2 separate regions of the Homo sapiens genome follow, and region 2 is linked to region 1. Evidence: chromatin loops called from intact Hi-C (ENCODE). Cell type or tissue: K562. All regions are shown on one strand. Links, peaks and the distances in the headings refer to the core of each region. The heading gives the core; the rest is flanking DNA.

Region 1 (2,918 bases), core at 103-2,602:
AATTTAAAAAATAGCTGGGCATGGTGGAGCATGCCTGTAGTCCCAGCTAGTCAGGAGGCCGAAGCGGGAGGACTTCTTGAGCCCAGGAGTGCAAGGCTGCAGTGAGCTATGATCGCACCACTGCACTCCAGCCTGGGCAACACAGCAAGATCCTATCTCTTAAAAAACATAAAAAGTAAAAAGAAGAGAGGGAAAGAGAGAAAAAGATGATGGAAGCCGAGACAAAGATAGTCATGGGGATGGATGAAGCAGGTTCTAGAACTTACCGAAAAAAAAAGGAATAGAGTGTGCCAACAGCTTAGATATAGAGTGTGAGAGAGAAGAGTGGAGGCTGGTTCTCAGGCTCCAGAAGCATAAGCCTGCATGGAGCATAGCGTCACTGAGCAAGACAGGTGTGGAGGATGAGAAGCGGGCCACAGGATGGGAAGGGAATCTGTGTGGAGGCGGTGCCCTAAACATGCTGCCTTGAGGAGGGACCTCTACATGGGGTGGCCGGGCACAGCCAGGTGAGTGGAACGAAGCCACAGTCAGGGGAATCCTCAGGCCGCCCTCCCGTCTGCTCCCCTGAGTGCTGGGCTCTGCAACTCCCTCCATCCCAGCTCGTTTCTTGCCTTCTTTACAGGGATGCTATCTCCTCTAGCAAGCACGCCTTCCCCACCTTCCCCACCCCAGGCTGGGCCCTGGGCTCATCTTTATCTTTGGGATGGCTACGTGGGATTGAAAGGAGTGCCTCCCAGTCTGTGTGCCCTGCTAGGACAGGGATCTATTTGGTTTTTGTTTGTTTGTTTGTTTTCAACTTCATAACCAGACCAAGTTCTGGTACATGGCAGGTATACGAGACATGGTTACTGAACTGGACTAACATTTTATTTAGAGTTGGTCCATTCTCTTAATTACCTATCTGACCCTCATTCTTAGGCTATGATGGCCAAAACCCCATGTGGCATTCCAGGTGTGGACCTGCCACAAGGCAGTTGTGTGCGGGAGAGATCGCAGCGTGGGGTTAACTGGGCTGCTTCCCAGTCTTGGTTCTGCCCTGAGCTCGTTGCTTCTCTTCAGCCGGGTGAACATAAATCTCTCTAGGACTTCGTTATAAAGTAAGGCCTGTGCCCTAGATGTCCCTGGAGACAGCGCCATCTGGTGGAACTTCCTGTAACGATCGAGATGTTCCGTCTGTGCCGTCCAACATGGGAGCCATGCAGGACACATGGTGACTGAGCACTGGGACTGTGTGCCGCGTGACCAAGAGCAGCTCAGCTCTAAAGTCTCCTCCAGCTTTATGATGTCACTTCCTGTATCTTCTCTACACATTCTTTCCTTCAGCCTGTTGTTTGTAAGTTTTTATGTAGGAAAGTAGAAAATTCAGAATATGTTTCATCAGGTTTTTGTTTGGCAAAGTGTCAACATGTTTATAACAGAGTTAAAGATAAAGGAAACCTTTTGGGTTATTTTGGAGAATTGAGGGCAAGACAAAAGGCTCCCTAACTGCAGGGAAAGGGGAGGCAAGTCATGAGCTCTGAGAAGGCCTGGCAGTGTCTGTGAACACATGAGATGTGCCTGTCACCCCAACTCTGCCAAGGCAGCGTGCAAACAGCCCCTGTTGCACCTCCACTTTCTGCCTGGAGGCCCGAGCAACCGAAGGCTGTCACATCAGCCCAGCTACTGGGAAATGCCAATTTGGAAGCCCAGGACTTACCGCCAAACCTACGGGCCAGTCCCCCGTACATGTAAAAGTACACCCACCCCAGCATGGACATGATATTTATAGGAGTGTTTCTCAACTGAGGGCAATTTTGCCCCCTGGGGACATTTGGTTGTCACAAATGAGGGAGGGGGTGCTAGTGGCATCTAGTGGGTGGAGGCCAGGGGTGCTGCTCAACCTCCCACAGCCCACAGGACAGCCCCCACAACGGAATTACCCAGCTGCCCCAAACCTCGGTAGTGCTGAGGTTGTGATACCCTGATTTATGGCAACATTCCCTCTGAAAACACAAAGCTCTATTACTTGGATCCCTGGAGCAGAAGTAACTTTTTAATAAACAAAATGGCTTATTTTCAGACAATTTCATCATCTGGTTCTCTTTATTAACTATGAATAAGGCCAGCAGTTCTTCTTGTTTCCTGTTATTTACATCATATACAATTTATTAATATCTCACTTAGGTAGAGTGCAAATGACATAGCCAATTAAGTGAAAAAAAGAATCATCACAACATTTTAAAAATTATATTGATCAATGGAAACACTCAATCTTATATGAGAGGCATATTTTTCTACTTTGTTCTTGCATAATTTCAACTTTCTTTTCCTACTTTCACAGGAAAAATATATATGCACATATTTGTATTCATTTTAAATGGGCTATACTTTGTAATTACCACTAGGCTGTAAAAATGCTAGTATTTATAAATGCAGTTAGATAATATTTACCAGACAATATCATCAAGTATTTAATATTTAGATTCAAGAGCTTCATACGTATTAATTAACTATGAGCGTCTTGCAAGGTAATATTTTCTAGTTTCATTGAGGGAAACCAAGGCGTAATAAGGGATAAGCGGTTCCCTCAAGGCTGTAAGAAGGAGCAAGTTCCAAATATTCCTATATTTCTATTTCTTGGGTCTGTGTATACAAACTAGCAAATAATTACTTTTTAGTTTTAATAGCTCAACTTTTTATTCACTGTTTTTTAAAACTGAGTTTCATTGAGGTATAATAACATATTAAAATTAAAAGATACAGTTTAATGAGTTATGACTATTGTTTTTAAACTTATTGTTTACAGCAAAATTTGTTAAATGTACAATAAAAATAGATTTCAGAGGCGCAGTTTGACTACACAGTATCTTAGTACATGGCAAAGACCACAGTTGTTCAGTAAGTCAATAAAATCTCAATAATTTTGTCACATTGGGAGA
Region 2 (2,918 bases), core at 286-2,785, 88 kb before region 1:
ATATCAGCCTCCTTCCCTGCCATACCCAACAACAGCCTTGAATTCAATTCCAAAGAAACAAATTTAACTTCAGTACATTGCATGGCAAACATTTGAGTGTTCATACATTTTGATTTCAAGTTTAAAACACACTTGGCTGAAGCCCACAGAAGCAGGGGCTACTTGGGAGAGGACCGTCCCAGGCTTGAAGGCAGCCCCTGCCTCGCCTCTGGTTCCTTGTGCCTTGATTTGCAGCTCCCTTGGTTAAGCCTTTATGGTCCTGGGAAGTTTCTACTAGGCAGAGAAAGCATTTCTGTAAAGGTTTTCTTTTTTAAAACAAAACGAGTCTCTGTGTGCACCACATCCATTTCTGGCATCTCAGGGCTCACTATTCAGAATGGCCAGTTCCCATTCCCTGAAAAGGGAAGGGGCTCTTTGCTCCAGAGCATGCTGGTTCATTCATACCCCGTCCAGAAAGAGCCACCAGCTTCAGGTGAAGTCACCATTCCAGGCAAAAGTAAAAATAAAATTTCAGTTCCAAAAAATGCCTTCAGCCTATCAAAATCTAAGTTTCGACTTACCAATATCTATTAATATTTTAGAAGCAGATTTTTTTATACAAATATATGGGCATGGAGGCAAGGATATATGAAATAATTCCTTTTACTGTTTTTCTGTAGAATTACCTTCTTATTACCTTGACTTTGATCATCGCTTTTATGTTAATTTATTGCCCCATCCGTGGTTTCCAGATGTCAGCCTGGGCAACGGCTATAACAGTTTGCCTTCTGTTCCATAAGGCAGATGAAATTGGAGCTACTCAGATTTTGGAAACAGCTGTTCCTTATCATTGAGAGACAGTTCAGCAGTTTTACCTTTTCATGAGTCATCAGTTACTGGGCCTAGGAAATGTATTTCCATCTTGTGTCATTGACCCCATATCTTCAAAAGATGACACAACTGAAATAGCTTCATGTAGTTCTTCTAGGCTTATTTCAAGAGTCTGCTTAAAAGGTTGTCTGACACTCTGATCATTAAACCCCAGTGTGATCTTTCTAAGAATGCCTCAGGCTCTCTCATTTAGAAAGACTTAGTGCAACTCATTCATTTGAATGAGTTAATTCTTGCTCAATGCAAAGATCCCACAAACCTTGGGGGCTAGGCTGAGGTCCAGCCGCTAAACTCTGCAATTCCTCACTCTCCTGTTCATACACACACAGACACAACCCTCCTCACCTCCCTGACCTGCCCCTGCCAAAAAATATGAGTCATCCGTCAGTGTCTCGGGGAGTTGAGTGGGGAGCTATCTCAGATGCTGAGTCATGATTTTCAGAGAAGATCTGAACAGATTGCTGTGGTTTTAAATTGCTGAATTGTAGAGAGCATCTAGATTGTTATTTTCAGTATTAAAGATGGGGGTCAGGTTTAGAATCCAGCAAGTGAAAAGCTGTCCTTACTCTGCACTTCTGATCTAGAACTCAGCCTGCACTGAAGGGACTATCTTGTGTTTCTTCTTTTCTCCACTGTGTGAAATCATAACAAGAAACAACCTCTGAGCATAAGATCAGCTTCTAGTATTTAGGGGAAGAAAATGCACATTCCTAAAGTGGTATGACACCAAGCTACCCTACATTGAAAAGCAGCCTACTTTTCCAGCCTGATCTAAAGCAAATCCCAAAATAGCATGGGCTTGATTTATTAAACCTCTGTCCTGTGCAGAGGCTGCCCCACGCCTGACCCCACTGTCCTCCGAACTCCTGCTGCAGCCGTACCCTCCAGCCCTCAGTGGAGCAGGATGTGGGTACAGGCCTGAGCCCTGTGCTGTTTGCTCTTCTTGTTTGCAGGTCGCATGTCTTGAGCCAGCCTGTGACACTCTTGTCTCTGTATCCCCCAGACTGTTCAGTCCACTTCCACATAAACTCAGGAAATAGCAATTATTGCCAGATAATCAGTGAGCTGTCTGAAATCATGAACCAAGGCCAGACCCAGATCCCAGGGTTTTTGTGAACCCTAATCCACCACCGTACACTTAACACCAGGCAGTCTTAGTATGCCCTGGGCCAGATTTCCTCTGTGACAGCTTCTTGATTTGTCTTGTGAAGCCCAGAATATGTACTGGGCTCCTGTGTCTTCGAGGGAAGACAGGTTGGGGAGCAAGATGTGTTGTTTATAGAGCCCGAGAGCCACCTGCAAATTCCAGTGCAGCTCATGGCTGCATGTTACCCTGTGGCCTTCACGTAGGGCCTGTAGTGACAGCCACTACATGCGTGGGCTCCAGGCTGTCACCAAACCTTTACAACACGTAGTAAATAAGTCTAGGGTCCACAACTGCTGGGGAAGGCCTTAAACAAATCTCAAGTCTTCAGGATTTCCGTAGCATTTACATCTTGGTAAATTGAATTCCATAATAGACTTTTCCTTTGCTCAAATATGCAATGTTTTGAGTAATTCCCCATTTATTTTTCATTTTAGAAACTTCGTGAATACTTTCATTCAATTTAAGAAGCCCATTATTGTAGCAGTCAATGGCCCAGCCATTGGTCTAGGAGCATCTATATTGCCTCTTTGCGATGTGGTTTGGGCTAATGAAAAGGCTTGGTTTCAAACACCCTATACCACCTTCGGACAGAGTCCAGATGGCTGTTCTACCGTTATGTTTCCCAAGATAATGGGAGGAGCATCTGTGAGTACCTTTTTAAAAAAAAAAAAAAAAAGTCATTCTAGAAAGCTTCCTGAAGAAATCTAGTTTGGTTATTGTTTTTCTAAAGCTGTACAGTGTGTCATTCTGTGGGGACTTTCCATCTTGTAATTCAGATTTGGGTTCATAGACGTTGTTGACCTTTGTTGCATCATTCCCTAGAGAAGGACTTCATTCACTGAGGAGCCTACCACTTTGCATAATTCACATGGATATCTACTGTTAGTAAATACCCAATCAG

The links. A loop is a pair of places that touch in the nucleus more often than their neighbours do. Peaks named below come from ENCODE experiments on the same cell type or tissue, not always from the same donor. Only the 100,000 strongest peaks of a DNase experiment are listed, where the experiment ranks them.
Region 2: it touches region 1 in a loop (2.5-fold over the local background); 4 of 110 quality-filtered maps call a loop at or near these places.

What each region holds. Positions count from the first base shown.
Region 1 is chr6:5,029,690-5,032,607 of GRCh38, forward strand. All of the region lies in intron 2 of LYRM4-AS1 (LYRM4 antisense RNA 1), which reads left to right. It also overlaps a transcript of LYRM4 not described here. Among named protein-coding and RNA genes, the nearest start is that of RPP40, 27 kb to the left of the region's middle. RefSeq lists a silencer at 1,109-1,269. In K562, for the core only: a CTCF peak has its summit at 1,138 (motif pointing left); a DNase peak (open chromatin) is centred at 1,162.
Region 2 is chr6:4,941,095-4,944,012 of GRCh38, forward strand. It overlaps CDYL (chromodomain Y like), which reads left to right. Exons shown (of 7, transcript NM_004824.4): 5 at 2,452-2,662. Among named protein-coding and RNA genes, the nearest start is that of LYRM4-AS1, 61 kb to the right of the region's middle. In K562, for the core only: no CTCF peak of the experiment used is centred there; DNase peaks (open chromatin) are centred at 857 and 1,257.